2 separate regions of the Homo sapiens genome follow, and region 2 is linked to region 1. A link is a loop called in an ENCODE intact Hi-C map of the cell type or tissue named here. Cell type or tissue: psoas muscle. All regions are shown on one strand. Links, peaks and the distances in the headings refer to the core of each region. The heading gives the core; the rest is flanking DNA.

Region 1 (16,887 bases), core at 5,580-8,079:
AGGTTGGCACAGCTGGTTTTTGATCTGAGTTTAAATAAATCATCTATATATTCAGTAGGTTCAATGTTGCGAAAGAGTTCAAAATTTCGCATAGAGAGCTGTGTTGCAACTTCCACAGTGCTGAGCTGAAGGAGGGAAATTTGACTCTCTCTCAACAACTCCTGAGCATCTTCATCTGAACAAAGAGTTTCTGTTTCCATGTTGTTTTTCAGATAATACCTATGAAAAACAGAAACATATCAGAGTCAAAGCCTAAGCAGCAATCTCATGATATTCCTTGAAAGAATAATGCTACTTTTTATGGAAAGTTTGAGAGAGCACTGATTTGAATTATGGAAGATTTCTTTTTAACCAAGACAGACAGCACAGCTGCTATCTCAGTTACCTGGTCATAGAACTGTCTATCCAGAAGTAGGTGGTAGAAACAAACAAATCACATGGAATTTCACTCGCACTAGTTGCACTTTCTATCCTTTCTTTTCCTGATTTCTGAAGTATTTTACCCTTTTTGTTAAAAATAACAGAAAATATCCACATTTTTAGTTTAAAAAGGGACTAGGCCCTAAGGCAGGAAGCAGGAAAGATTAGACCCAAGTACGTCATCACTCTTATTTTCCTTATTTTCTTATTTTCTTATCAATAATCTGTGATTATTGATGGGCCCAAATTGTAACAATCCAGGTTGACTTATTTATTCAAATACCTAAGAAACCCTAAGCTACTTCCCTCTATTTGATCCTATGAATAGAACAATCCTCCAACAGGTTAACTTTAAAAAATCTGGATTTTCATAAAAACTCTACAGGTAAGTGGATAGTAGGTATTATACTTATTTGTCAGAATAGGAAACAGGCTCCTAAAGGTTGACTAGTTAATGCCGGTGCCAAAATGGGAACACAGGGCTGGAGCCCCTTTTCCTTTTAGGCAATTTGTTGAAAATAGCATTAAGATGTTTGTTGCACGCACACGTGTGTGTGTGTGTGTGTGTGTGTGTGTGTGTGTGGTGATGGTGGTGGTATTTTTTGTTTTGTTTTTGTTTTTTAGACACATGCTTTCTCTGTGAAAATTCCATAAATGTGTGTGTGTGTGTGTGTGTGTGTGTGTGTGTGTGTGTGGTGATGGTGGTGGTATTTTTTGTTTTGTTTTTGTTTTTTAGACACATGCTTTCTCTGTGAAAATTCCATAAATGACAAAACAGAATGAGCATAGTAGGGGCCCTACTAAAATTTTTTTTGTGTATTTCACCAAGGCAAACACATATAACAGAAAATATATACTTTGCGCCCTTGACTTTCACAGATTTAACATTCTCCATTTTGATTACTCATGAAGCCCATGACATACCCATCTATAATTTTCTTCAATAATGAATGTGAATCATGAATCTATAGCTCAGTGGAGCTCTGTAAAACTCTATCGTGGTTCCAGATATATCAATGTGCATTGAAATGATAAGTGGAAAAAACAGAGCTACTAAAACAAAACTATTTGCTAGTGTTTGAAAACAAAAGTGAAGAGGAATAAGAAAGTTATAGTTGATGGCAAGAAAATCAAAGGTTTCAATGAATTATATCCTGGTTTAAATCTATAACATGAAAAAGTCAAATACAGTGAAACACTCCGTAAGTTAAAAATAGAAAAAATATGATTTATGGAACTACTTAATTTTGAGTGTAGCAACCAGCCACTATGAGAACCAAAGCAACTATTTTCTTTTTCAACTTGCACTTACTTATTGTGACTTGAAGATAAAGTTACATATACCTAACAGTGAAAATATCATTGAAGAGAATGATAAAATCAGACACAACATTTTCTTGCAAGTAACGTGTGATATAAGCACTTCTGCAGCAAAGGACTAAGCTCTGTAGCAAGTAAAGTCTGGTTTCAGCGTTAAGAAGTGTATTTCATAGCATAATGTACAATAACAGGCAGAAGTGGCCAACCACATTGTCACAGATGTCTCTGCCTAAACTAAGGAAGCTCCTAGAAAAGTTGGGTATGCAGGAGCAAATGACACTAGAATATGATTAGAAAATGTGTTTGTGAACGTACATATACAAAGGGAAGACAGCACCAGGGTTTAACCCCGTGACTTTACATCAAGCATACTCTACCCTTCCAAACCAGGACCCCAAGGCAAGCATGAGAAGTTACAGCACGCATTTTGGAAGTCAGTAACAACCTTCAGGTCACAGTGGCCTTGAACAAGTTCCTAAGAGATCCTTGTTAGGGTCAGTAGTCGACTGTGTGCATTTGCTTTCATACAGTAATTCTTGGTGAAAGGAAAAAAAAAACAACAACAATACTTTTTAATCGCAGGGACACTTACTCATTTAAAAAACACTTTGAAAATTGCTCATCTCTTAGACTTTGATGTGGGTTCGAAGAGGGGACAAAGAAATCCAGTAAGGTAGATAATATATACCTTCCACTCAGTTGTATTCTGTCTGCAAGTTTGGAAAGCTGATCTGGAAGTCTTCTTTGTTTGATTACTCCCTCAGGTGTGACAGAGACCTCACATAGTGAATATTGATCCGGGGTGGCAGTAACAGCAAACTCCCTGATAGCCTGAATGACCACTTCCTTTGCTGTAGTGTCCTTACTGATCATGATGTAGCGGCTTTGCTGATCAGCCTTAAAAACCCTTAGCACTTGATCTGGCAAGTCTGGGGGAAAGAAAAATCACACACATAAGTAGAAAGAATTTTAATATATGGCAATGCAATTAAGCAAAGTAATCAGAAAAAAGCTCCTTAAGAAAAAGCAATGCTGAACTTTTACCTCTCCCTTACTCTAGGTCTTCCTCAAAGAATCAATCTACATGCTGTTTTGCTGCAAGAACATACCTTTCCCTAAAAGATAACAGATTGAACTACAGACAGCTGCAAGCACATCAGTACACAACAGTAGCACTCAAGACTGTCATGCTGGCATCAAAGAAATAAAATTTAAATCCAGAGTTAATCTTTACTGTATTGAAAAGTCCATTAATTAGACCTAAAATATGCCTCTTACTCTATCTATTTGATATGATTTAGTAATCATGGCATGGGATGTGTTATCTTCATTTTATGAAAGAAGAAACAAGTTCAGACAGATAATTTGCCTATGGCCATATAAAAATACTCTGCTGAATGTAAAGAGAACTGGTTCCAACACCTGATTTCAAAAATCTTAAAGTTTAAGTTTCATCCTTACTCAGCATCTGATATAATCCATGCCAAATGAAGAGAGATACATATAATATGACCATTATGTTAGAAATAAAAAGATAACTATAAGAAAACAAAAGAAGTGTTGGTGATACTCACCAGGAGTAGCACTGAAGTCTAAAATGCGATGATGTGACTGCAATAAATCAGGATTACTGGATGATAAGGTTCCACTGACAGGCAATGCAGTTGGGATGTGCTTTGTCTGCCTTAATCCTACTATGCTGTCATCTTGAGACTGACCAATCCCAATATCACTGAACAAAGAGGAAAATTAGAAAATTATCAACAAGTTAAAAAGTTGTACATCATCACTATATAATAAACACAGACCAAAAACCATATTCCATTTTTTTTTTGCAGCTCATGTAAAAACACCATTAATAAATTTGGTTGAAAACTGCAAAAGCAACTACTGCTTAAGTGTATCCAACTCATTTTCCTGTTTTTGTTTTTTGTTTTTGTTTGTTTGTTTTTAGATATAGCATCTTGCTTTGTTGCTCAAGCTGGGCTTGAAACTCTTGGCCTCAAGTGATCCTCCTGCTGTGGCCTCCCAAAGTGCTAGGATTACAGGCATGAGTCACAGCACCCAGCCTCATTTTGCTGTTTCTTAAGTGTATAGTATGTTTCTCTAAAACCTATGGTTTTTCTTTCTTTTTTTTTTTTTTTTTTTTTTTTGAGATGGAGTCTCACTCTGTCACCCAGGCTGGAGTGCAGTGGTGTGATCTCGGCTCACTGCAAGCTCCATCTCCCAGGTTCATGCCATTCTCCTGCCTCAGCCTCCTGAGTAGCTGGGACTACAGGCGTCCGCCACCATGCCCGGCTAATTTTTTTGTATTTTGAGTAGAGATGGGGTTTCACCATGTTAGCCAGGATGGTCTCGATCTCCTGACCTTGTGATCCGCCTGTCTTGGCCTCCCAAAGTGCTAGGATTACAGGCGTGAGCCACCACGCCCGGCCAAACCTATGGTTTTTCTAAGTAGATAAGCCATAAAAAATATTAGTAGTTTCTCAGCACAGAAATATATTTAAAAAAAAATAAGCTCTAGTTTCTGATGGAAATGGATTTTAAAAAAAGCACATTAAAAAGAATACATTTAACTCACTCAACTGATAGTTCTGCATCAGAATGATAAATTATTTTATAATCTGACCTTCAATAGTTGAAGAAATTGGGTAAAATGAAAACAGGAGGAAAAAAATCCAAAGTGTCCTAATTTTATTCTCGATGTTTTAGAGAAAAAATGAGATCACTATGGAGTCAAATGTAAGGAGACTGACACAGACATTATTTCTTGATTATACAGAGCATAAAAAAACAGTGGTGCATGGTGACATTTCCTAGCATCAAAGAAAAGCCAACAGAAATCCAATGACTCACTTTTAATTCTCTGATCAAAATTTCTAGCTACACATTTAAGTATCCAGAGAAATACTGGTTATTATCGACAGTGACAAACTCATTTCCATTTATAAAAAGCCTGTTACTGTGAACTCTTGAAACATGATTTAATAATATGTAAAAACTATTTCTAGATTTGAAGGGTCAACTGTTTCCAAAACAAAAACTCAAATAAAGCAATAAGCAAACACACACAGAAATAACTGGGGTCGCAAGAAAATGGTTATAGCTCAGACTAGTTTCTATACACACCTTGAAATAAGAGGAAAATTATATTAAAGTTGGAATATAAACTAAGGTGTCATAAATAAAATGAAGAAATTTAGCATTTATTAGTCTTTTCACACATTGGGGCTTGATCATAATAACTACTATTTTTAATGACTATGCTAAAAAATAGCAACATTTCTTCCCTTTACTTTTTTTTTTGAAAATGGAAATTATAAAGGTAAATAAGGGCAAAAACATTTTTTAAAGACAAAAATTAAAACTAGAGACAATTTCACATTATACGAAAAAGACACTTGCACACGTTTTGTTTAGAGCAGCACAATTCACAACTGCAAAAACATGGAAGCAACCTAAGTGCACATCGACTAATGAGTGGATAAAGAAAATGTGTTTATAGCTACACCACAGAATATTACTCAGCCATAAAAAGGAACAAAATAATGTCTTTTGCAGCAACTTGGATGGAGCTGTTGGTCATTATTCTAAGTGATATAATGGTGGAAAACCAAAATCCCTATGTTCTCACTTATAAGTGGGAGCTAAGCTATGAGTAGGCAAAGGCATACTGAGTGATACAATGGACTTTGGAGACTCAGAAGGGGAAGGGTGAGGTTAGGGCCAGGGATTAAACAAAGTTACACATTAGGTACAATGTATACTACTTGGGTGATGGGTGCACTAAAATCCCAGAATTCACCACCACTATATAATTCACCCATGTAACAAAAAACCACGTGTACCCCAAAAGCTACTGAAATAAAAATTAAAAAAAAAAAATAAAGACAATTTCAGTGTGAATTATTTCAAATTCATAGGTCAGTCCGGGACAAAATTAAATTTCTATTTAATCATATAACCGGCATAAAGACTAAAAGTGTTAATATTCTGTAAAAGATGAAAACTTTTACGTTAGTGGAATTTTATTTTTCAACCATATAAAGCAGTCTCTGCCAAAAACCTGCTATGTAATACATGACACGAGATCATTACTATGGGCTCAGGACAAAGCATAGCTGGCTTGGCCACTCCGGCACAAAAGGCTACAAATATTAGCATCTTGCAGGCACACTCAACCTTTTTTTTTTTTTTTTTTTTTTTTGAGACGGAGTCTCCCTCTGTCACCCAGGCTGTAATGCAGTGGCACAATCTCGGCTCACTGCAAGCTCCGCCTCCCGGGTTCACGCCATTCTCCTGCCTCAGCCTCTCCGAGTAGCTGGGACTACAGACGTCCGCCACCATGCCCGGCTAATGTTTTGTATTTTTAGTAGAGACGGGGTTTCACCGTGGTCTCGATCTCCTGACCTCGTGATCCGACCGCCTCGGCCTCCCAAAGTGCTGGGATTACAAGCGTGAGCCACCGCGCACTCAACCTTTAAGAACCGTTTCTCCGCAACACTTTAACACCTTACATGATGAACTGCCTTTCTACTCTCAGTTTCCTCATTACTCACCTACATCTCTGTCATCCAGACATGCGGCCACTCTTGGATTGAAACTATTTTATATCCAAGACCTAATTCAGAAATGTCCCTCTCTGGGCACATCCTCTTAGGATTCTACCTCTCCAACACTTTCCTTGTTACTGAAATTGTCTTTCGATCTGCACTGGTTTTATAGTGTGCTGACTTACTCCTTCTTGTCTCTGGGTTCATTAGTCTTTTTCTACTTACTTGGCAACCAAATCTGAATTCTGGGAGCTCATGCCCCATCTTCTCCTTCCTCTCTATGCACATCACCCGATTGTGCCTACCTTGCCAATTTACCATTATCTAGCATCTTAGCTTCTCTAAGGCTGATAAAGTTTGAGGAAAAAACTCAACAGTATACTCTATCTAGACTTCTCTAATTGCTAGTTTAGTAGCTTTGTCAAAAAAAAAATCTTCATACACAAATGATAATTTATAGAAAAATTTAATAGCTAGTATAGTATAAATCAAGTCTGTTACCAATATGATAGATCCTACAGCTTTGTGAAACTTCCTTTAATTATTTTTTCTTTTCAATTGCATTACACATATGATTTCAAATAATTTTCATGATAAATCTTTAAATGAGCCATATATTTTCCTAAATACAAATTATTTAAGATGTTTCCTCAGTGTTTTAAAATCAACACATCTAATCATTCTTTTTCTTTTCCCTTGTCTAGCTTTTGAGTATTTCTAAATACACATAGAACAAAATTAGACATGGTATTCTCATATTGTGTTCCTTTCCAACATCCAGTATTGCTGATGGATTATCTCCCAGTTCTTACATGTCACATTTCTATTTATACTTGCCAAGGTCATATGAACTTTTTTTTAAAGGTTCTTATTTAACTCATGGTCAAATATGACTCTAAGATCTTTTTTTGTTATTGTGCTGTTAATAATTCTGCATTTAGGACTGGGTGTGGTGGCTCATGCCTGTAATCCCAGCACTTTGAGAAGCCCAGGTGGGTGGATCATTTGAGGACAGGAGATCGAGACCAGCCTGGCCAAACAGCAAAATCTTGTCTCTACTAAAAATAAAAAAAATTAGCCGAGCATGGTGGTGCACACCTGTAATCCCAGCTACTCAGGAGGCTAAGGAATGAGAATTGCTTGAGCTCAGGAGGTGAAGGTTGCAGTGAGCAGATCACAGCAATTGCACTCCAGCCTGGCTGACAGAGCGAGCCTCTGTCTCAAAAAAATAAATTAATTTAAAAAATCTGCATTTAGGTAATTTATTTTTTCATCCATTTAAAAATAAGGTTTTCATCAACGAAGGTTATTTTAAAAATTGATTCGTATTTTCTGTAAATGCCAGGTGCCCTAATCCATTGTCTCTTAGAAACTTACTCAATATATCCTCTTGAGCCTATAAATACTACTCACTGCTTATCCTTAGGACTCTGCTATAGAAGACTGCTGATACAAAACCACCAATCATTACTCTATAGTTTAATTGGGACAACTCAACCAATCAATAGTATATTTTAAATCACATTTCTCTAATCTGTGGATGAAAATTTTATCTGAAATGGAGTTTTCTTAAAAAAGATCTGAAACGGAATTTTTTTAAAAAAGAAAAAGAAGTGTTTGATATAGTCCTGCATATCTACTGCATGTCTTTAGACCCATTAAATTATCAAAGCACGAAATTATATGTTTTAAAGTTATTATCTAACATTGTAGTTTGGGGACTATATAACTAAATGTGGCACAGTGAGAAATGGCTGACAGTAATCAAGTTTTATAAAACATTCCTAGACTCAAGAAGGAACTAAAATGAAGAAGCAAGCAAGCAAAGAAGCAAGCTTAAAAAGCATCAGAAATACCTGCAATTTTGTCTAGCCTGGCTGAGCTCCTGGCATAAATAAATAACCAAGAAGAAATTCAAGAATACACCTGACATTCTGACTACTAAGTTGACTGGGAAAAATGAAAGGAGTTCTGTGCTTGGCTGTTGATGCCTTGACAGTAATTAAATAACTGAAAATAGAAGAGAGAGGGGAAAACAGAGAATGATAGGGATGAATAATGGCAACTGGATAAAGCAATGATTTGACTGGTAAAGAGCACATGCTGTTGGTAAAGAAGATACCCAGAAACAAAATACAGTAGAAAAAGCAACTCTAAATCATGATGGAGGAGACAGGAGGCAAACACACGCTTTTAAAAAGTCCAAACCTGCGGCTGGGTGCAGTGGCTCACACCTGCAATCCCAGCACTTTGGGAGGCCGAGGCGGGTGGATCACGAGGTCAGGAGTTCAAGACCAGCCTGGCCAAGATGGTGAAACCCCGTCTCTACTAAAAATACAAAAATTAGCCGGGTGCAGTGGCAGGCATCTGTAATCCCAGCTACTCGGGAGACTGAAGCAGGAGAATCACTTGAACCTGGGCGGCACAGGTTGCAGTGAGCCGAGATCGCGCCACTGCACTCCAGCCTGGGCAATAAGAGTGAGACTCTTTCTCAAAATAAATAAATAAATAAATAAATAAAAATTAAAAAATAAACTAAAAAGTCCAAACCCCCAAAAAATAGTTCAAATGAGGAAATGCTAAACTATCTTTAAAGAAGATTGGGAGTAGCCAAATAAGTGGCAAAAACGAGATTAAAACAAATTTGATTGTTTAATACTGCTTCCAAAATAGCTCAGTCATAAAAACCTAGAACAGTTTTCAGACTCATGCAAACATTAATTACATCACTATCTTTGCATATCATTTTAACAAAATAAAATAATGCACAGAAGACATATGCAGATGCTTACTTGTATGGTTTCTGTGGCAAGATACTGATCCGAGTCTTGTCGAGTATCTTTTTCAGCTTGTTCCTTCCTCCCACAGTGTTGGCTTTACTTTTTTTGTTCACTTTTTCAAGTCCTATCACCTGTTCTACATCTACAGCAAGATCTGGAATGGAGTAGCGACTGGCCTTTTTAATGTCACCAATTTTAGGAAGGTGGGGGGCACCATTTCTTTTCTCTTCTGACAATCTTGTTAGAAGTTCTTTAAATACTAAAATAAATGAAAACAGAAACACCACGTAATGGCAATTATAAGATATCTGAACAATTCTAAGGCAATTGTGGAACTTGGAAATATATGAGAAGTACAGACTTCAGTTATCAAAACTGCAAACCTGCAGAAAAACAGTATCACACAGTAAACGAATCACGCCAAATCTGCTTGGTATGTTGCTCTATCAAAATAAGTTTAAAAAGAGTAGTATACTCTTTACGGTTATTTTAGTATTTATCAATAAAAGATTTCAGTTATCAATAAAGACAGATTAAAAATATTTTTTATGGTCAAGTCAGTAGTTTTTATTTAGATCTAATCTATGCTTTTACCATATATGCTTTCTTATGATGTTTGAAATACTAAAAAACAAGGCCAAAAGGAGAAAAATGAAAAGTATGCAAAATACTTACCAAATAAATTGGTTTTCACAGTGATAGATAAATGTGTGTTATTTCTAAGAATTTCCATAGCTTTTGACAGCTGAATGTTTTCAAAGTTTTGGCCATTTACTTCTAATATCTAAAAATGAAATTATAAAATGTATCAAAATTGACTGAAAAAAAAAACCAGACACCAAAATTCACCCTTAAATGAGTTTAGAAATGGCATACCTGATCCCCCCGTTTCAAGCCTGCTTCAGTTGCTTTGCTACCTGAATCTACACTGTCAACAAAGATTCCAAATCCCTTCTCAGAGCCTCCAAGTAAGATAAAAGGCAAAGGAGCTTCTCGGGATGGTTTTGTTAACGTCATCAATCTTCTTTTTGCTTTAGCAGCACACGCGATATTCAACAGCCTTAGGTGTCCACCCATTTTCTTTAAGAGTTCAGAAACAGTAGTGTCAACTCAAGAACAGGCTGAATAAAATGAACTTTAAGCTGATCTTAAAAAAAACCACAAATATTACCTCTCTTTCCAGATTGTTTTCAAATTCTTCTAAAAATCGAGTCATTGCAGGATCTCCTTCAAAGTCATTGAAGTGATTATTTACCCACAATAATACTACCCGTGTAACCTGAAAAGTCAATTATTTTCAATAAGTTTCCTTTTTAGTGCCAAAAATGTGATTAAAATCATTCCAGAAAAGATATCCAACTTTCAAATAATTTACCTAATAATAATAAACAGGAAAATAAATTAACAATAATAAAATCTTAAATGAGGATGACCTTCTGAAAATGAGTATTTTTACTTTGAATATAGACTTCATGTTGCTTTGCCAGGAAAGGTTCTGAGTCTGTGAAGGTATTTAACTTAAAACTTGTCTAACTTTCAAAATGCATTTGAAACAGATCAAAATAAAAGCAAAGGTGTAATAAAACAAAAATCAGCTAATACAAAAGACAGAAACTAGAAAGTCAAGGTAGAAGAACAGACTGGACAAAGAGAATCAATGCTATTAAGCCTAGAAAGCTCTGTAAGGGTGCAGAATATAAAAGGAAGGAGATAAGACAATGTAGTTTGTCATCCAATCTGGCCTTAGAGCTCTCAAGAGCTCTAGATGGTCTCCTTAGAATTATAATCCTGGGGCCTACAGAGAGTGATGACTGTCATGAAATGCTGCTCTGGTGCCAATTTAAAAACTGTAACTTTTATCTGGTGTACACTTACTACCAAACTAGAAAATGTAGATTCCTATGGAATCCAGATGTTTATGTTTTAACACACTCCCAACAGAACTTAAAAAAATGTTTAAACATTTGGTGGCCAATTTATTGGCCTTTGTGTTTAAAGAAGGCTGAACTAATATTTTGTTCATATTTCTAAGGCTGAACTAATATTTTGTATCACCTTTTTTTTTGTTTTTTTGTTTTTTTTTGCTTCAGAATTACATTCTCCTATTTCATTACATTAATCTGGACATAATTGCTGTGACAAATATACACATTAAAGTATCTTTAGGTTTACATTTCATATTTAAGAGACAAAATAGAATATATTTCCAACCTTATCCCTGAGGCTCGGGTCATTAAACCACTCCAATAACTTTTTGCCCACTTCCATTGGGCTAGAAAGAAAAGTCCTATAGGTCAACAGAAAGTCTTCTATGAATGTTGGATCTACTACTGAATGCTCTTCCACCAAATGCATTGTTAACCTTTCTGAGGTACCCTGTAACAAAGAAAAGGTTTAATTACTACATATATATACACACACACACACACACACACACACACACATATACATATACACACACACATATATGACATTTATATGGTACTGGGATTTCAAACATTCAACATAAAATGAATTGGATAGTAACACAGTTAACAATTAATGAAACTGCTATTCACTAGGAGATCATACATAAAGATTTTTCACAACTGATAACCTTTAAGAGATAGGCCTAAAAATGAAAAAAAATCCTAAACTGCCACAACCAATACTACCAAAAAAAATTCCTTTCCTTGGGAAGGAGTGGTCCTGTGTCCTACCTTGATGACAATGTGTCCCTTTCTTGTTCCAGTTCGATCAAGTTCTCGGTGTTCTTTCACCATAACAATCTCTCCTTCCTCTTCAACTTTTTGCATGTTCTTTTCTACTTGATTGAGAATACGGCAGTAATCTTGCTGGGCTATGCAGACAAACTGGAATAAAACATAAGTCACATGTTAATGATAAAGTGCTTGCAAAAGACCTAGCAGTACTAATAATTCAGTGTTTTAATTATTTAAAACTGACATTTTTCCCTGTCTTTCCCATACTTTCTAAATTAATGCTGTAATGAACCTTAATCAGACTTCTCTACTTTTAATGTATTTCTTCCTTGGTCAAGAAAAGTTTCATTTTTAGAATACTTATATGTATTTTACATTCAAAATCCTAATAATTTTAAAAATCAAAAGACATAATTAGAAGATAGCTTTTTCATGCTTCTTTCACAATTAAAAAACACTGCAGTAGGGGGAGTGGAATTGTAGGAGAATAGATGTAAAAACTTAATTATCATCTAGTGAATTAAAAGAATTTGAAGAAGCAACAATTTTTGAATGAGAATGATTTTAATGAAAGATACAGACACTCAAAGATACCTATGGAGTAGATATATTAATTTGCTAATTATATTGATGAAACACCATTTTAGAAAGCTTGTTCAAAGAAGGTCAAAACACAAACCACATATGTGTTATAGCTCAAAACATTATCCTTATAACTGGTATTAAGGGTAATCCTTGCTCTTAAAGAAAAAGCTAAAAATCTGCATATGAAGTCATTACTCTCCCTGACCCCAAATATAAAAAATTTCAGAGCTTAGGGCAAACCACTTAAGAAATTACATTTCTTAGAAGTTTTAAAGAAAGTTAAGAATGAATGATAGAAATCACTTATTATAGAAATTAACTAGAGGTCAGTGAGGAGACAAGAGATCATTCGGAAATGGAAAGAAGCATGGTATTTCTTTTCCTCCTTTAATGTGAAGAAGATGAAAAAGGAGGTGGTTAAATTATATTGTAAATAAGATAAAATATGATGCAACCACCTGAAATCATGATTTCATAGGGCATTTAGAGCTCTGATAATACATTATTCTTTTTATATTGCTCATATTAATTTTTTAAAAAAGATACTATACTAAATATTACGATAATCATAATGACAACATCATCATCACCACCATCACCATCACACTGTGGCAGCCTTATGGAACTTTTTCAATTCATCCTCCTAATCAAACCATGAGGAAGGTGCTATTATCCCCACTGTACAGATGAGTAAACAGCCTGATGTCTCATAACTACATGCTGGCCATTTTAAAATAAATTATACATGCACATCAAAATCTTGGAGGGAAATAAACTGTTAATATTATTTCTGAGCAATGCAAATTATGAGCGACTTTCATTTTAGTATCTTTCTATATTTTTCATGCTTTCCGCATAATCAATAGATTTTAAGTAGAAGCAGCAGTTCATAAGAGGAACAGCATATTGCAGTATCATATTTCTCCCAGAGTTGGCTAATCTCACTAGTTTTTCTATTCAGCATTTTGAAGCAAAAAGTTAAAAATCAAAAGATATAGGCTTTTTTTGTACTAGTAATTATGCATACTTTAATTATATTAAAAATACCTTTAGAGCTCTGATATTACATTTTTAAAAATATTGCTTATAGTATCACATTAATTTTATAAATAAACTGTTAACATTATTTCTGAGCAATTTCCTTAACACTGACCACAGGTGTGTAATGTTTCAAAATACATGATCCTTAGTTTCTTATCTAAAAAATATTTTATTTCTTTGTACACAGCAGCAAAATTATTCCCAAATACATATAAGAGATTTAGAATGGTTTTATTTCCAAATAATTCTAGGTGTTCTTTCTTGTGCTCAGTTTTAGAGAACATAATTAAATACTCATTTTCTCATTTATCTTCTAAAAAAGAAATACATCCCTGAATTCAACTGAATAAGTAGATATAAGGGAAAAATGCTTTATGAAGAGAAATGTACTAAAATTAATCTTGACTACAGACTTTTTTAAATTAGAATACATTTGATTTGAAATTCTTAGTGTCTAGACAGACATTTTGGCATTTATTCTATAGCAAGCTGGAACACCATCCAAAAAGGAAAAAAAAAAAAATCCCAAACTGAATTTCTAATATGGTCATATAGAACTGGTACCTTAAAAGAAATACATTTTACTTGAAAATATTTATCTTTTTTAAATAAGCAACTTATTTTTGCTATAACAAATTTATAGATCTAATATGAAATCCACAGGTAACATTTAATTTTAACTAATATGATGAAGTCAGTTGAAAATCTTTGAGTTTTTTTTTTTTTTGAGAGAATCTCACTCTATCGCCCAGGCTGGAGGGCAGTGGCGTGATCTTGGCTCACTGCAACCTCTGGCTCCTGGGTTCAAATGATTCTCCTGCTTCAGCCTCCCGAGTAGCTGGGATTGTACAGGTGCGCACCACCATGCCCAGGTAATTTTTTTGTATTTTTAGTACAGACGGGATTTCACCAGGCTGGTCTCGAACTCCTGACCTCATGATCCGCCTGCCTCGGCCTCCCAAGTGCTGGGATTACAGGCATGAGCCACCGTACCTGTTCAGAAAATCTCTGAATTGCTTTACTGAGGTTTTAAGTTTCTGTAAATCTCATGGGTTTCAAATTGCTGTAAGCCCATGAAAGTACTATATGATCTCAGTACCCTAGTATAAAATAAAAATTCAAGTAAGAATTCACTTATAAAAGTCAATGACAGTTTATATCATAGGATTATTTTCCTTTGGGCATGACATTATAATTTGTATTTAAGTAAAACATTACAGATGATGAATGAAATAAAATTAAACTTCAAACCACATATAGTGTAATCAATTTTCAATTTATCCACAGCAAACTGTATTCTCATCCAAAACTGTTTCTTACATTCTAAGTGCTATTAGAGCCTATGATTCCAGGAAGAGGTGAGTCTAACATAGATTTGCTTTAACAGGTGAGATCTATTTAAACTGGCACTTTGCAGTCTGTGAGGGAAATTCATACCTAATTGTGCACATGGGTATCCAAGTGTTCATTCCCCACTTGAAGGGTGGAGGGCAGGGCTAAGCAATGCCTGGGTGTCACTGGCAGGCCTAAGACACAGGCAGTGGAGAAGAAAACAAGGGAAAAGAATAAAGGGAGTAAGAGGGTAAAAGAGGAAATAAAGAAAGGGCAACAGGAGAAGGGAAAAAGAAAAGAAAGAGGTACATGTGGGTAATGGAAAACCATTACCAATTGCCTGGTATCATAGGGTGTGTATATCAAGCTCTGAACTTTGTCCTTTCACACCAGACAGGGAGTAAGAATAGACACTGAAGTGGGAGAACTGGAAGAGAATATAAGGAAGGGACCCAGAGCAAAACAAGAGCTTGACCATATCATGGGATCCAAACAAATAAATCTTAAATTTAATCCATTCATCATTGTGTTCTTAGGCTTAACATGAGCTCAACCATCTTACTACAGAAACCAATATTCATTTTGGAACTCCCTGAAATATAAGATAATGATGGCAAAGCCTATGCAAAGTTGTTTTTTCTTGGTAAAGATAGCATCATTTTTGTTCATTTCACTCAATAACTTGCTTCCCTAAAATATGGTCAGTAAAATGATAGAAACTCATGGAGGCTATTTTATGCATGAATAAAAATATGGTTCTCACTGTTTCTTTTACTTCTCCCAACAAGGAGATGAGCTAACATTTGTATTTTCTGACAGTTATATGACATTTTAACAGAAATACCTTAAAATGGTATCCCAAGCAAGTACTTACATTAAAATGCCAAAATTCATTCTCCATCCCTGTTTAAGGAATTCCTTAGGGATAAAATGCTAGGCCTAAGCAGATGAGTCAATGGAAGTACAAGAACGAAATCCCTGATTTAACATATTCCTTTTACAGTGGTGTGGAGTGTAGCAGAAAGGAAGATAGGGACTTTCTTTAGCAGGTACCTCACCCTTGACCCTCTTCATAATTAACTTCACACTAGGAGCTATATAGGAGTCTATATATCTTAATCAGAGTTTTCTTTTGAATTGGACTCTTCCCTGTTGACTATCTGGGTTTCCTACTAATCCCTCACTTTGTAAATAAATTAGATTCTCTTCCCTAACATAACCCCTACTTCCTCTTCCTTTTCCAGAACTCCCAGATAAATAATGTTACCTGGTGCATTTGACATGACTTAAGCACTCTGTAATATTCAGTCATATAATATTTCAATCAATTATCCTGAAACAATTCTATGCCGCATATCATTTCAGTCTCATACTTACAAAATTTCTAACAAAAGGGTCTGGCTAATTAAGGGGTATTAATGCAATGGCTGAATTCTCAAAAAAAAACAAACAAACTTTTACTTGCTCGTCAAGGACACACACTCTAACTCAAACACTATTGTAATTCCACTATGTAGAAGGGTTCAGGGAAGAACTGAGAAAATAGGAGACAGGAAAAGGCTTTAACAATTTGCTAGCTTGTTTTGACTCAGTTTAGATTAGTTTTTTTTTAAGAGTACAATTACAGAGCTGAAACAGCATATATAATTCCCTTTAAATGCCCATTCCCGCTAAATAAAGACTTCAATATTTACCATTTGTTTTCCTCTATTATACCACATAACTGAGAATTAACCATTTTGTTTTCCTCTCTTATACCATTTTGTTTTCCTCTATTATACAAAATAATTGGGAAGTAAATATATTTAGAATGCGTTTCTGGCATTACATATTTAAAACACTGAAGTCATAGCCTTATTTTTTTTTTCCTCTATGGTGCTCATGGACGGAATTAGCTGGTGGAATTATTTAGATTCTATAGATAAGATAATTTTATGTATAGCCATGGTCATTTTTCTTTTTAGTAAGTAAAATGCTTAAAATGAATATTTAAATGAGTGATACCATTTTACATTGACCGGACACTGTAAAAATTCAATTATGTTACTTTAAAATAAACTATATTCAGATGTTTTTCAAACTGCAGACTAATAAATACAACTGACAATTAGTTTAAGTCACATCATTTGGTTGTTTACATTTAATTTTGTTTCA
Region 2 (16,887 bases), core at 7,831-10,330, 600 kb after region 1:
CAAGAGAGGCTGAGGCAGGAGGATTGCTTGATTCTGGGAGGTAGAGGCTGCAGTAAGCCATGATCATGCCACCGCACTCCAGCTTGAGTGACAAAGTGAGACCTTGTCTAAAAAAAGTTAAAAATAAATTAAAAATAAATAAATAAAATATATTACGCAGCCTCAGGTTTTTCTCTATAACAACACTAAACAGACTAAGACACTCAACTTGAACCATGCCAGAAAAAAGAATGAGGAAACATTTATGTTATGACAAGGGGTACTGCCAAGATACAGTGTTAATTAGAAGAAGCAAAGTATAAAACAGTGCAAAAATGAGTGACAAGTAGATGATACATGTACATATTTGCTGCATAATCACAGAAAATGGTAGCGCTGAATTTCTCTAAAGCTTGAATTTGGGTAGTTGAGTGGCCAAGAAAATTTTCACTGTGTATTCCTTTTCATCTTTTGATTGTATTTTGTGAATGTGTAGCTTTTTAAAAAATAAAATGGGCCAGGTACAGTGGCTCATGCTACTTTGAGAGGCCGAGGTAGGAGGATCACTTGAGTCCAGGAGTTTAAGATCAGCCTGAGCAACAAGGTGAGACCCCCATCTCTGCAAAAAATTAAAATATTAGCCAGGCATTGGGGAACACGCCTGTAGCCCCAGCTATTCGGGAGGCTGAGGCAGGAGCATTACGTGAGCCCAGGAGGTCCAGGCTGCGCTTCAGCCTGGGTGACAAAGTGAGACCCTGTCTCTAAAAAATAAGTACGTAAATAAATAAAATAAAATAAAACATATATAAAATATATGGAACACTCATGATACAGGGTAAGCATGGAATAAATGTTAACACTTATTTTAAATGTTTACTTAATGATAATGATTATCTTCCACTAAAATAAAGATATCCAGAGACTAAAAAAAAATACCTGTTTAAAAATTGAAATACTAGGCCAGATGCAGTGGCTCACACCTGTAATCCTAGCACTTTGGGAGGCCGAAGGAGGAAGATCACATGAGCCTAGGGTTTGAGGCTGCAGTGAGTTATGGTACTACTATTGCACTCCAGCCTGAGTGGCAGAGACCCCGTCTCAAAAAAAAAAATTATGATATATAAGTAATTTTAAACAATTGGTCTTAGTTTTAAGTTATAAGGGCATTTTTTGGGGGGACGCATGAAGTCCTACAATCTGGTCCTTTATCATTTACATCTCTAATAAAGGTATTAAAATACCCAGTAATTTTAAAAAATCTACTTATATGCAAAGAATATGACTAGAAGGAAAAGTTTTCATATACAAATGAAAATTTCTCATGATTTAGTCTTTGAGCCATTGGAGGTTTGGTAGATAATAGATGTCATTTAAACTTCTCTCAAACATTACCAGATTTTGAAAAATGAATAAAAATATTGAACATATTTTAGATAGATTTATTTATATATAGTTGTGTTTTGTTTGTAGTCCTGAGCTTTGAGCAAATCTGGATAAACTGAGAAAAAATGAAAAATGAAGAATTTATTTCCATTTGTGTTTTCTTTCTTTTCTTTTCTTTTTTTTCTTTTTTTTTTTTTTTTGAGATGGAGTTTCACTCTGTTGCCTAGGCTGGAGTGCAGTGGCGCGATCTTGGCTCACTGCAACCTCCACCTCCCAGGTTCAAGCGATTTTCCTGCCTCAGGCTCCTGAGTAGCTGTGACTACAGGCATGCGCCACCATGCCCAGCTAATTTTTGTATTTTTAGTAGAGATGGGGTTTCACCATGTTGGCCAGGCTGGTCTCGGACTCCTGACCCCAAGTGATCCACCCACCTCAGCCTCCCAATGTGCTGGTACTACAGCCATGAGCCACCGCACCAGGCTCTTCCTTTCTCCCTCCCTCCCTCCCTCCCTCCCTCCCTCCCTCCCTCCCTTCCTTCTTTACTTCCTTCCTTCCATCCTTTCTTTTCTTTCTTTATTCCTCCCTCCCTTCCTTCCTTCAATCCTTTCTTTTCTTTCTTTATTCCTCCCTCCCTTCCTTCCCTCCCTTCCTTCCCTCCTTTCCTTCCCTTCCTTCCCTCCCTTCCTTCCCTCCTTCTCCTTCCCCTTCCACTTCCCCTTCCCTTTCCCCTCCCTTACGACAGATCTCACTATGTTGCCCAGGCTGGAGTGAGTGGCTACTCACAGGTGCCATTATAGCGCACTGCAGCCTTGAACTCCTGGCCTCAAGTGGTCCCACCTCAGCCTCCTGAATAGCTGGAACTACAGGTGCACACCACCATGCGTCACTTCTTTTCCCATTTGACTTATATGTATTTAGGCCATCAGGCTGTTCTAGCCTTTTTTTTTCCAATAAGCTACACATGTAGGTTTCTCACTTTTGTTAGATATTCCATTATTAACATTCTATTTTGTTCTCTCTTACACTTGGTAATAACAGGTTCACTTATTTTATCGGTTTTTAATTTCTTAGACAGAAACATTGATATGGTTTGGCTGTGTCGCCAACCAAATCTCATCTTGAATTGTAGTTTCCATAATCCCCACATGTTATGGAGAGAATTGAATCATGGAGGTGGTTTCTCCCATCCTGTTCTCGTGGTAGTGAGTTATTTCTCACAAGATCTGATGGTTTTATAAGGGGCTTGCTTCCCCCTTAGCTAGGCATTCATACTTCTCCTTGCTGCCGTCATGTGAAGAAGGATGTGTTTGCTTCCCCTTCCACCATAACTGTAAGTTTCCTGATTCCTCCCCAACCATGCTGAACTGTGAGTCAATTAAACCTCTCTCCTTTTTTTTTTTTTTTTTTTTTTTGGAGAGATGGAGTCTCACTCTGCTGCCCAGGCTGGGTTCAGTGTCACAGTCATAGGTCACTACAGCCTTGAGCTCCTGGGCTCAAGTAATTCTCCCACCTCAACCTCCCAAGTAGCTGGGACTATAGGCATCCACCACCACACCTGGCTAATTTTTGTATTTTTAGTAGAGATGGGGTTTTACCATGTTGGCCAGGCTGGTCTTGAACTCCTGGTCTCAAGTGACCCACCCACCTCGGCCCCCCAAAGTGCTGCGATTACAGGCTTGAGCCACCACACCTGGCCAAACCTCTTTCCTTTATAACCTAGCCAGTCTCGCTGGGCGCAGTGGCTCACGCCTGTAATCCCAGCACTTTGGGAGGCCAAGGCGGGTGGATTGCCTGAGGTCAGGAGTTCGAGAACAGCCTGGCCAACATGGTGAAACTCCATCTCTACTAAAAATACAAAAATTAGCCAGTGTGGTGGCATGTTCCTGTAGTCCCAGCTACTTGGGAGGCTGAGGCAGGAGAATCACTTGAATCCGGAGGGCGGAGGTTGCAGTGAGCCAAGATGGCACCACTGCACTCCAGCCTGGCAACAGAGAGAGACTTCGTCTCCAAAAAAAAAAAAAAAAAAAAAATTACCCAGTCTCACGGATGTCTTTTTTATTAGCAGCGTGAGAATTGACTAATATAAACAGTTTTTAGGGCTTGTTACCTCTATGATGTTAGCATGTGTCCCTCTAGACTCTAATCTTGTAGCCTAGTATTTTCCAACATTTAATTTATTAAAACATTTGATTTATTAAATCAAATAGCACATCTCCTATGAAATTGTTAGAAACCTGCAAAGTTGGATAGCCCAATTTTTCTCCCATGATTCTTAATGCTACCTCCATTTTATAACACATTTTATAATGCTCTGTCTCTTTCAGTAAACACTGAACTCTTCAAAAGCAGCAGCACTGTTTTTCACTGTTATAACTATGTGCACAGCCCAACATGTATTAGGTACTCAATAATATCTGCAGAATAAAGACTTATTTTTCCCAGTAGATATGTTACATCCTAATGAAATTACTTCAGCAAATATTATCACTATATTGTAATATTAGGGTATTTTAATTCAATATAAAAGTAAATCAAATGAAGAGTGCAGAGTCTTTATCCAGCATATGTCAAAATTAGACTATAGAGGAATTCTGTTTTCCAAGATCAAATTTCAAATTAATTTCATAATAAATAATTGTGATCTAAATTGCCAATTTTAAGCTGAAATGATTGATATGTGTGTGTGTTTGTGTGCGTGTGTGGGTGTGTGTGTGGGTGTGTGTGTGTGTGTGTGTGTTTGTGTGTGTGTGTGGGTGTGTGTGTTTGTGGGTGTGTGTGTGGGTGTGGGGGTGTGTGTGTGTGTTTGTGGGTGTGTGTGTGGGTGTGGGTGTGTATAAGCTGAACAAGTAGCCTCCTTCTGACAACATGGTCCCATGATCACTTTTAAGGAAATGTTCAAGAAGTAATTGACTTGGCCGGGCGCGGTGGCTCACGCCTGTAATCCCAGCACTTTGGGAGGCCGAGGCGGGCGGATCACGAGGTCAGGAGATCGAGACCATCCCGGCTAAAACGGTGAAACCCCGTCTCTACTAAAAATACAAAAAATTAGCCGGGCGTAGTGGCGGGCGCCTGTAGTCCCAGCTACTTGGGAGGCTGAGGCAGGAGAATGGCGTGAACCCGGGAGGTGGAGCTTGCAGTGAGCCGAGATCCCGCCACTGCACTCCAGCCTGGGCGACAGAGCGAGACTCCGTCTCAAAAAAAAAAAAAAAAAAAAAAAAAGAAGTAATTGACCCTGTTGGCTAATTTTTCTCAGGAGCAACAACTCATATTACTAATGATCAAAACAAAATTGTCATTTTTTGACAGTTGTCCCCAAACATCTAGACAGACTGTTAGATTAATGCTTTTAGTGACCTAGGAGGGCATGTTTTACAGTCTGCTGTAGAAACAAGAGTAGCTGTGACAATTTGGCTATGGGGTAACTTCTTTCCTTCTTTGTGAAATGGGAGTATAATACCAGCCTCTCGGGTATGTTTTTATTTTTTATATATATGAAATGTTTATTTTAGCTTTATTTGTATTGTCAAAAACTTAAACCAAACTGAGGTGAACCTGGAGAGAGATAGTTGAATAAAACTGGTACATTACTGCAATGGAACTATGCATCTATTAAAAACAAATGATCATATCTATGTCAGTTGAACTGGATATATGTCCATCGTATAGTAAGTGAGAAAAACATATCACAGGATAAATAATTGCACTTTTGTAAAAAAAAAAAACCAAAAACAAAACAAAACAAAAAAAAACAAAACAAGCCACAAGTCATAATTCCCAATTTCTGTTTATATAGCATTTTGTTTATGCTTAAAAGGAATGGAGGAATAACTTTCTCTCCATACCTCTTTGGTAGAGTCACTTGAGCATGTATGCTGTTTTTTCCCGCCTCACAAGTTTAGTAGCCAAGGTCACTTTTTTTAAATTGACAAATAAAAATTTTATATATTTATGGTGTACAATATAGTGTTTTGATATATGTATACATTGTGGAATGATGGTCAACTTTTTTATGATGCTTTGCACAGATTTCTGGAGCTCCAACAGAGTTCCACAATTTAAATAGATCCATTGCTGCAATTTGAGAAATGTCATAACCCTCACTGAAACCCTCATTCTTAGTGAAGTGAGATATTCCTTTCAGTGGGCAACAATATAAAACCCCCTTTTTTTTTTTTGCTCCTCACTAGTATCCAGGGCACATAAATTACTCTTTAGCTAGCATAGAAATCCTGAATTTCTTATTGTCACTAGTGTTCTCAATTATGACATAATCCCAGCACTTTGGGAGGCCGAGGCAGGTGGATCACTTGAGGTCAGGAGTTCGAGACCAGCCTTGCCAACATGGTGAAACCCCGTTTCTACTAAAAATACAAAAATTAGCCAGATGTGTTGGCACGCACCTGTAATCCCACCTACTTGGGAGGCTGAGGTGGGAGAATCGCTTGAATCTAGGAGGCAGAGGTTGCAGTGAGCCAAGATCACGCCATTGTACTCCAGGCTGGGCAATGGAGCAAGACTCCGTCTCAAAAAAAAAAAAAAGGCTCAGCTGATACAAGTAAAAGTCAGGGAGAATTGCATAAGGAATCTGGTAGCCATTAAGCCCTGTGGTTTACTAAACTTATTCATCCTTCAAATTTGAATTCTAGAAATCTGTAAAACTAGACAGTATTATTTGGCCATTTGCAAAAATAGTATGTATTGTTTGTTTTTGATGGTTAATACGAGAAAATACCTTGGGGAGGAGTAATTCTCTGTTTTGGTTTTATCAAGAATGGTACCCATTATATTATTTAATGTTTCTGTTATAATGTAGAGAAACCATAGAGATGGAAAACCATTAATAGACTATTTTGTTTATGTATGAAATTTCCTGAACAGAAGGGAGATACATTGGAGAGATATTATACAAGAAGAATTGACAGATTGTGACAGTGAACATTCCTGAGATCTACTGTGTGCAGAAGTAGAGTGAGATCTTAAGGGTTTCTAGACCAAGGTACCTTTAAAAAAATAGAGAGGGTAACAGGAGAAGGTAATTTGAGTGTAAGGTATAGATGAGAGTTCACTTTGGGATATATCAACTTTGGTGGGATATGATATTGGAAAGATGACTAAAAAATTCCCAAGTGCCAATCCATCTTCTTTGAAATTCAAACCAATCAAATTCAAACTGTTAGTAATCAAACTGCTACCAAATTCAAACTGTTAGTAATCAATATGTATCTAGGATGGTTAATAATGGCATTAGGATACAGAAGGTACCTATATGTGAAAGCATCTGGCACACAGTAGGTATGGAGTAATGTTTGTTTTTGTATCTTTAATTCCCAGAAATCATTCTGCCAAAGAAACAGAATCTCAAGGAATAAAACTCTCTATTATTAAGAAGAAATTTTTATGTTTATAGGATTTTTAAATTGTATGCATCATTTTCAATACATTTTAACAGTATTACAATAGTAAGATTACTAGGAATAAATGTTAAGACTAGGAATATAAAAAATGAAAAATCACAGGTTCTTTTATTTGAGATATAATACCATTCATTTTTAACGTCTCAGCAAGCTCATTAATTGCCTCCATGTCACTACATTCAATGGATATCTATCAGTCTTCTTTTTGCTTAATTTCCTAGTCAACTTGTTTATCACTCTCTCCTTGAAACACTCTTTTTTCCCGTCAATGTCATAATGCCACATTTTCTTCCTGGCTTGTCTTTCTACTCTTCTTCTCTGCCTCCATTGCAGACTCATTCTTCTCTCCTCCTGGCCTTTAAAAAGTGCAGTTTCTCAAGGCTCTGTCCTAGGATCTTTTCTCTATTCACCCTCTACTCCCCCTGTCCAACTATTACACCTTTCCCCACTAAATTATCATCTGTATACCATGATACCTAAATTTATATCTCAGTGTTAGATCTTTCCCTTTATATGTCCAACTAACTACTCAGTATCTCTATTTGGATGTCTCAAAGGTACCTCAAATTCAACATGAGGTACCATGTTGAGACCAAAGTGATGATATTCCACTCAAACGCTATCTTTTTCTTCCAGTGTTCCTCATCTCAGTAAACAGCCTCACCATCCATCCAATTGTGTATCTCAGGAAGCCAAGTGTCATCCTTTTTCCATTCTGCACAGTCATATCCCACATCCAGTCCAACACTTGTTACTGTTGATCACCCCTGTACCTTTCCCATCCATTCATTTTTATCCATCTTTACTATCACAACTTTAGTACAAGTGGAGTCATCACTCACCAATAGTAACCTGCTCAGTATCCTCTTTAAATCCATTATGGCTCCCCTCCATTTTGTTCTCCAAGCTAGAACCAGAATAGTCTTTTTTTTTTTTTTTTTTTTTTTTTTTAAGACAGAGTCTTGTTCTGTTACCCAGGCTGGAGTGCAGTGGCATGATCTCAGCTCACTGCAGCCTCTGCCTCCTGGGTTCAAGTGATTCTCCTGTCTCAGCCTCCCAAGTAGCTGGGATTACAGGCACCCACCACCATGCCCAACTAATTTTTGTATTTTTTGTAGAGATGGGGTTTTGCCATGTTGGCCAGGCTGGTCTTGAACTCCTGACTTTGGGTGAGGTGATCCCCCTGCCTCAGCCTCCCAAAGTGCTGGGATTACAGGTGTGGGCCGTGGTGCTCGGTCCAGAATAGTCTTTTAAACATGCAAATCTTTTCATGTCAACCCTGCTGAAAATCCTTTTCATTGGTTTACTGTTGCTGTTGGGAAAATATCTTAAATCCTCAACAGGTCACAAAAGTCGAGTCAATCAATAAGCCCTAACAGATCCTCTCTACATAAACTCTTCTACTTAGCATAACCCTTTTTCAGAGACACCAGCGTCTGTTAGTTGCACATCTATTTGTTTCTTTTGGCTTCTATCTCTGCACAGAATTAGGGAAGTTCATGGAGATGCCAAAAGATTGGCACTAATTCTCTAACCTTTCTCACTCCATGCAAAGAGATTTGGTGGAAGTTTTATTATTGTTTTTATTTCCTGTGGAAAAAATGTATTATTTGCCTCTATTCACATTCTATAAATTTAGAATATCTTACAAAAGGTATAAAAACCTAAACCATTTTATTATGATATCTCAAAACCAAATTATATAGGGATAAAACAACTCCAGCATTAATGTCAGAAGGAGCTCAGGGGCCCTTTATATATCATGGTATTTTAAAACAAATATTTAAACCTATCAAGATTGTTAGATTATATTTTTCTAGTGTATGGTAGAAGTGGTTTTAGAATCATATTGGGCAACACTTTTTCACCTCTCTAACCCTTATTTGCCTTGTAAGGATTACAGAGGTAAAATGGGATAATAAAGTTACCTACATTCCAAAGTTATTTTAAGGACTAACTAAGATGAAGTATGTAAAGTACCTGGCACAAGTGTGGCACATAGTAATGATCAATAGGTGCTAATTATTACTATTTTTGTTTATGATAGTCACAAGTCATTGTTTTAAAAGTTCTTTTAGGTTCATGTAACATTTTTTTCTTCAGAGAAAAGAAATACTGAACAAGTCTATCACTGGTTTTGTTCTATCAAATATGGGTAAATACACTTTTTCAACTGAAAACAGTAAACATTAATCCTATTACTCTGCAGAGAAGAAAATAATCTTACTGCTCTTCAGAAAGATTTTACTATTACTCCTTATTGCACATAAGCCCTGTCTACCTGGTGCTATTGTGAACTAATAATCAATATCCTTTTTTGCCATGTCACTTCCAGCCCCTAGATGAAGAAGCTTGTCCCGTTGGGAGTCCTCAGGCACTAAGTCCACTGCACCACTTCTGTCTGTGCGATGATTTCTGCCAGTGGTGGAGACTCTGCTGTCCCCTGGTGGCATTTGCCGTCTTTCATTTATTCAATGTTCTGGCTCAGAAGACCTACAGTTATCCTTAGATACTCGTAAATTTAGCAGGCAAAACCTGAGAGTTGCTATCTCATTCTGATCTGTAATTATGACTCTTGTAGTGGAAGCATCACTTTCTCTATGTGGTTCAGAGCAGAAATTCTTGGTTAGGAAACTCTCCCACATGTTACTGTCTCATCAACACCAGTGCTTCCTAGGCAGAATTCATTTCGTCTCCTCTTTAAGGAGTTACATGCTAAACTGTTCTTTGGAGTTCTATCTTTGGTTTCAGAGTCTGATTCTACAGACAGGATCCTGAAATTTCCTCTTCTAACTCTGCTATCCTTCCTAATTTCTTATCTTTGACAAAGAGGTTGGATGTTACTTCAAATTTGTCCAGGATCCTAGTAAGGACCTCAGTGATCTACAACCTATGCCCATGTAAAGGAATAAAGTTAGATCTGTATGAAATACAACTTTATTTTTCTATAACTCCGCTGAAATTCAATTCTGAATTGCCTATTTTAAAGGGCTGGTAATATCATAATCCGTGTCTATTTCTGGTATTCCTCCTTTCTCTCCCTTGGGGTTGGATCTAAATTCAAAAAAGCCTAATATAACAGCAAATTTGGGGGTTTGGAGCCTCTGGTTCTCAATGTGATCTGCCTACACAGGCATCCAGTGAGAAATTCACGATCCTAACTCAGTTATCAGTTCTACAAATCTCTAATGAGTTCAGAGTTCCCTTCTGCAGGCTCCCTTTAAATGTGGAGGCTGCCTTTCTTTTCCACGTCATACATGGGTGTACAGGGATATTGTTTTGTTTCCACTTCAAGTTAGGGCATACAAAATCTCTGTGACCCTGTCTAGTTCCCATCTACCTAATCACACCATGAATCTTGTTCTCTTTCTGGGGCCTGTTGCCTTCCTGGGACAGTTCAGGAATCAAGGAACACGTCCCTCTGCTCCTGGATTTCACAAACCCATCTATGGAGGTTTGGTGGCTTCCCAGGTATGTGACGGGGACCATGGTAAGACTCCCTGTCTCTGGGACTGTGGAAATCTGCCTTGCCATTGCCTCCTCTCTCACTTTCCCCTGTGCACCATCCACAATCTTGTCATCTCCCAACACAGAAAGTGGGTTTTTTGTTTGATTTTTTTTCTGAGAATGGAAAGCCATGATCTTATAAAAGATGTTTTGTCCAAATCTTTTGCTATAGCCAAGAGTCTTATCTGTTTCTGTAAAGCCAAGCCTTTTGCAACACCAAAGACAGGAAGAGATTCCCTTTGTTCCCTCTGCTTTCTTTGCTGTCACTTCTTTCTTTAAAAGCAAAGAGCACAGAATGCCTAGCTGCTTGTTTGGGGTGATGGGCAATGAGATTGAGAAAAGAGAATATTGGGGAGGAAGGCAATCTATTAATATTATTCTACCACATTTATGAGCAACAGGCAGAAATTATAACAACAAGGCTATCAGGAAAACTCCCCACTCCATCTGGATGAAACTGTGTTAACCCTAAGAAACGGGGCATGCTTTTGCCTCTTCTGCTCTTTTCCTTGCTAAGCACAGACAAGATGTCAGAACTCAGAAGTCCTGTTCCATGTAATCAGACTGACAGTAGAACAAGTGTTTTCTAGGAAAAGGTTTATCTTTTCACTGGAGATCCAGTTCTGAGTGGTTTTGAAAGGTACAATTCTTTTATTTGGTTTGGTTCTAGGAATATGACAGTTTATATAAAGCTGTTGCTTTACTGTGAAAAACCTAGACATAGTGAGAGTAACATCTGAATTAATCTTTTACACCCAGAAACCAGTAGAGCAGAAAGAGTCACTTTTTTTTCCTTGTAAGAATGCAAAGGAATCCTCAAAACTCCTTTGCAGTTTTAATATCCATTTTGAAATATGTTGATGTAACTATTATAATGAAGTATTAGCTACTTATGGTTAGTAATTGCTTACCCTTATTGAGTACTTACTGTGTGTCAGATACTAAAACACTTTTATTTAATATTTTTCATTTAATCTTCATAATAACCTTAGGAGATACATATTATTATTCTGATTTATAGGTGAGGAAAGTGAGGCACAAAGAGGCTAAGTAACTCGTCCAAAGGCACAAAATATGATGTGTTACAGACTGAATGTGAACCCCAGAATTCTGATGGCAGAGAAGATATGCCTACCTAAGTATATTCATCATGATAATAATGGTTGAGAGGCTATGGCATATGGGTGTCAATTCTTGTAATAAAATGTTAAATTTAAGCTAGTAGATCAGAATAAAAATGTTAATGTGAACTTATTGTGATATATGTGAGACAAAGTTACCAGTTTGCAGCCAAGACATGAAACTGGATTAGTGAATGATTTTGATGCTCTAGTTTATCAAGGGATACAGAAGTTTTGTTCTGAGCCGTCCTGGGTCTTCAGGGAACCACCATGAATAAATACCGTGAATAAACACCAGGAATTGGAGAACATAAGAAATTAACATTTTATATTTATGTTAATGTGCTGGAATTTGGAAGGATCAGCATGAAAATCTGATACACAGAATCATTTTGAATTACACTTAAAGGCATGGAAATAAAATTTCTTGTTAACATTGTTTCATAAAATTCTCAAAGCCATTAGTATTTTGTATAATTCATTCATTCAAAAATATTTACTGAGCACCTACTATGTGTCAGGCACTGTTAGAAGTGCTGGGGATAGAGTAATGAAAAAAACAAAGGTTCTTGTCCTTGTGGAGCTAAATTTTGTTTTTTTAAACTCCTCTTACTATCTATCATTCCCAAGGAGCTGATTTTTAATGAGTATGTGAAATAAGTAAGTAAACAGTATATTACAAAGTTATAAGTGCTATGGAAAGGTAAATTAGGGGTATCTTTGAGTTTGCTCCTCTTAGTGTTCTTTTTCCTTTCTATTTCAGGGATAAAATGGGCTAGGTTATAAAACTGTTACTCATTTTGAAAACTCAATCTGAAGGAGCTGGACAAAAATACAAACCAAAGCATGACTTCTGATTTCAACATTGAAACCAGTTGATATGGTTAGGTCCCAACCCAAATCTCATCTTGAACTGTAATCCCCATAATCCCCATGTGTCTAGGGAGAGACTCCAGGTGTCTAGGGAGATCGGATCATGGAGGTGGTTTCCCCCATGCTGTTCTTGTGATAGTGAGTGAGTTCTCATGCGATCTGATGGTTTTATAAGAGGTTGTTCCCCTTCGCTCCTCACTCTTCTATCTCGTGCCACCACGTGGGAAGGTCCAAGTGTGCTTCCCCTTCACCTTCTGCCATGATTGTAAGTTTCCTGAGGCCTCCTTAGTCATGTGGAACTGTGAGTCAATTAAACCTCTTTCCTTTATGAATTACACAGTCTCGGGTATTCCTTTATAGCAGTGTGAAAAATGGACTAATACACAAGTGGTCCACACCCACCTGAAGTAGCAGCACTATCTAAAAAACTGGCTTCTCATGGAGAAATAACATTCTCGTTGCCCATTTTCACTTTATAAGTATATATAGTTCCCCTCCTTTGAAGATGCTCTTTACCTGTTCCCTCCTTACCTGTCTTCCTTGCCACATATGCTCCTGTGACTGATCTTACTCATATTTCTGACCTTAGAAAAGGCTACTGTGTTCAGTGCCCCTGCTGTGTGCTGAATGTGATTGTCTTTTTCCTATTAAAACACTAATTATATTGCATTGTAGAGGTTTATTCAATAGTCTTTCTCCCCCATAAGACTGTATAATTTGTGTAGTTAAGGATAAGGGGCCAGGCGTGGTGGCTCATGCCTGCAATGCTTTTGGAGGCCAAGGTGGGCAGATTGCTTGAACCCAGGAGTTCAAGACCAGCCTGGGCAACATGGCGAAACCCCATCTCTACTAAAATGTTAAATTTAAGCTAGTAGATCAGAATAAAAATGTTAATGTGAACTTATTGTGATATATATGAGACAAAATATAAGTTATCAGTTTGCAGCCCAGACATGAGACTGGATTAATGAATGATTTTGATGCTCTTGTTTATCAAGAGACACAGGAGTTTTGTTCTGAGCCGTCCTGGATCTTCAGGGAACCACCATGAATAAATACCATGAATAAACACCAGGAATTGGAGAACATAAGAAATTAACATTTTGTATTAACTTTAATGTGCTGGAATTTGAAAGGATCAGCAAGGAAATCTGATAGGAAATCATTTTGAATTACACTTAAAAATTAAAAAAAAAAATTACCTGGGCATGGCGGCATGTGCCTGTAGTCCCAGCTACTCAAGAGGCTGAGGTGGGAAGATCACTTGGGTCCAGGAGGTTGAGGCTACTGTGAGCTGTGATTGCACCACTGCACTCCAGCCTGGGTGATAGCACAAGACCCTGTCTCAAAAAAAAAAAAAAAAAAAAAAAAAGGATAAGGAATATGTTTTTTCATCATTGTATCATCAGCACTCAGAATGGAGGCTGGCATACAGTAAGAGCTAAATATTTGTCATATAATTGAATCAACTTTTGCTGAGTATCTATGTGGACATGCCTATGTATGTATGCATTTTGTTAATAAGGCAAATTTGTGATTACACAGAAAAATTCAATCAATATAATATCCTTACTGATTTGTCCTAAAATTTCACCGACACCTATTATTTATTTTTTCACAAAAGGTATGTTGGTATTTTAATTAAAAACGACTCTATAAATTGGTTTTATTATTTATTTATTTATTGTTTAGAAAATATTTTTTGTAGAGATGAGGTTTCACCATGTTGTCTGGGCTGGTCTTGAACTCCTGGGCTCAAGCCTTCCACCCACCTTGGCCTCCCAAAGTGCTGGGATTACAGGCGTGAGCCATCACACCCGGCCAACAAATTGGTTTTATTATGAGTAGCTAGTAATACATGTAATTTCTCTTTTACTTTTTAAAATATTATGAAAAAATTTAAATGTGCAAAATAAAGAAGAGTAGTATAATAAACTCCCATGCACCAATCATCTGCCTGGCCCTTATGTTTCATCCACAACCCAACCCACTTACCTGACTCCAGGTTATTTTAAAACAACTTCAGGCACTATAGCATCTAATTTTCAGTAATTTAAAAAAGAGTGTATAAGAATGCTTTAGAGATTACAAGGCAAATGCTTACACATTATCTTTTTCCATTCTCATACCCTGTTCTTTGGCACTTTACCGAAAAGGAAATGAGAAGGGTTCAGAGAAATTAAATGACTTTTCTTTGGTAACATGCCTAGTATACATGTAGTCAGAACTTGAAGCTTTTGCTTTTTTTTTTTTCTTTTTTAACATCAACTTTCGTGCTTAGTCCAGTGTATAACATCACAGGCAAATTCAAATTGAGAATAGGAATCAGTTGTTCTTTAACCGTAACCCTTCTAACTTTTACTTATCCTAAGACCGGGTAGCAAGTAGGGCAGGAGCCTTCATCTAGAGGGATGGTGACAGCTCTGATAGGGGAAAATTAGCACTGGTCTTTCCTTCCAAAAAGCCACTCTGGCTGCTGCTGTTGACACAAGGCTCCTGGCTTTTGAGACATTATTTGAGTGCTGGATTCCAATACTTTTTACTTTCTCATAAGAAAAAAAAATGTGAAGCATCTAAGGATATCTCCTGCCTTATTGATAAAGTAAGCCTCAGGCTGAATCCAAATTGCTGAGCTCCAATAGAACTACAGGGCAAAGCATCTACACAGGGAATTGCCACTCTTCTCCAAAATTAGGCTTTATTAAGAGGCAAGGCTATGTTCTCCTCATATATATGTGTGTGTGTGTGTGTGTGTGTGTGTGTGTGTGTGTGTGTAAAAAGTAAATGTTTTACACAGATCCCCATAAGGGAAAAGTGGGCTATAGTAATACAGTATTTTTTTGTTTTTCTTTTTTTTGGGGGGGGGGGGGACAGTTTCGCTCTGTCACCCAGTCTGGAGTACAGTGGCGCGATCTCGGTTCACTGCAACCGCCGCCTCCCGGGTTCAAGCGATTCTCCTGCCTCAGCCTCCCGAGTAGCTGGGACTACAGGCAAGCACCACCACGCCCGGGTGATTTTTTTTTTTTTTATTTTTAGTAGAGACGGGTTTCATCATGTTGGTCAGGCTGGTCTCGAACTCCTGACCTCAAATGATCCGCCCGCCTCGGCCTCCCAATGTGCTGGGACTACAGGCGTGAGCCACCGCGCCCCGCCAAATACAGTTTTATCAGGAATCAAAACTGTGCTCTCTTCTGGACTCTCAGCTTTAGCTGTTTGGAGCGTTTAGTCTAAGCCTTACCACTTACATTGTAATGTGAAGATCAAATTGTAACGACATGGCAATAATAAGGCTCCTATTGGTTGGGTACCACCAGTTTATGCCAGGCATTGTACTGATTCATGTCTTTAATCCTCAAAACGACCTTCCGAGGTCAGCGTTTTTATTCTTTTTCCAGAGGAGCAAACTGAGTTTCTGAGAAGTCACACCCAACTTGGTGGCAGAGCTGACGCTGGCATGGGGTTGACTCCAAAGCTCTCTACGCCACGAGGGTGGGAAAGACAACGAAACACAAGCGAGAAGAATAATGAGAACTGGGATCGCAACTTCATTAAATGAGAAGCCAGGAACAGGTGGCGGAGGGCACGCGGTTCGCTGCACGGAGTCGCTCAGGCTCTTTGAAACACCGCGCGGGGGAGCGGGGCGGTGCCGGAAGTCAGGCCATGGCTTCCGGTTCTTGCGTCGGAAGTGGCCGGTCAGCGTCGCTGCCGGTCTCCGGCGGAGACGGACTCTGGAGTTTGGGCGGCCCGGGCGGCCACTAGGTACTCTGATATTCCGTACTAAACACGTCTGCAAGTCAAGATGTCGCACCCGTCCCCCCAAGCCAAGCCCTCCAACCCCAGTAACCCTCGAGTCTTCTTTGACGTGGACATCGGAGGGGAGCGAGGTGAGCGGAGTCTGACGCTCGCGGAAAAGCCCCGAGGAGGCGGGGGTTCCCGGGATTTGGGGGATTCCAAGGGCGGAATGCGGCTCCGGCCGGTGACTGCTCAGTTTCGCGGAGGGGATGGCTGCCTAGGCTGGTCCGCCGGAGCAGGCCCGGAGATCTAGGGCTAGATCGATCCAGCGCCCTTGTATCAATGCCATCGGTGGTGCGGAAGTTTCTGGAAATTTCTAGTTCGGGAATTGTGGCGTCCTTTAGGTTTGCCTCCTGATTTGGTGGCACTTCCACGCCACCTTTGCACTACCAAGTTAGCATGAAATATTTTATGTTTGCAATGGGACAGTTCGGAAAGCATATCCTGGGATATGCGTCTGCTGGGCCCCAGGAAACTATATTTGCCACATGAGATAATATATCAGCACGTGCTGTGTTATTTATACGTTAAAGGGACTTGTTTGCTCATTGCTTTTGCCTTATTACTGATTCTTAATTTAGAGGTCCGTTCAGATGAGCAAACATTTTCTCTTAATTTGCCATTGGGAAAATGCGCTCAACGTAGTGATGGTGTTGCCTAGGTTACATAGCCGCTCAGAAGTTCCTAAGGCCTGGTGAATTAGGGAGCGTGTTGCTTTGTAACTGGATTGGCCTTGTTCTGGAACACGTTGGAATTGCTGGCCAGGCAATGTGTTTGAATGCATGTACAGGACACACACACGTTTACACGTACATTCA

Evidence for each region. Peaks named below come from ENCODE experiments on the same cell type or tissue, not always from the same donor. Only the 100,000 strongest peaks of a DNase experiment are listed, where the experiment ranks them.
Region 2: a loop joins it to region 1, with 2.6 times the contacts of the local background. A loop is called at or near these places in 1 of 110 quality-filtered maps.

The regions. Positions count from the first base shown.
Region 1 is chr4:159,324,896-159,341,782 of GRCh38, reverse strand. It overlaps RAPGEF2 (Rap guanine nucleotide exchange factor 2), which reads right to left. Exons shown (of 30, transcript NM_001394067.2): 12 at 11,773-11,925; 13 at 11,285-11,449; 14 at 10,245-10,352; 15 at 9,950-10,153; 16 at 9,749-9,857; 17 at 9,086-9,332; 18 at 3,315-3,472; 19 at 2,429-2,669; 20 at 1-219. Among named protein-coding and RNA genes, the nearest start is that of MIR3688-1, 200 kb to the right of the region's middle. RefSeq lists a silencer at 12-306. In psoas muscle, for the core only: no CTCF peak of the experiment used is centred there; no DNase peak of the experiment used is centred there; H3K27ac peaks cover 1,629 bases.
Region 2 is chr4:158,722,478-158,739,364 of GRCh38, reverse strand. PPID (peptidylprolyl isomerase D) reads left to right here and starts at 15,969. Exons shown (of 10, transcript NM_005038.3): 1 at 15,969-16,161. The coding sequence starts at 16,077. RefSeq lists enhancers at 15,391-15,975, 15,863-16,342, 15,976-16,559. In psoas muscle, for the core only: a CTCF peak has its summit at 9,214 (motif pointing left); a DNase peak (open chromatin) is centred at 9,204.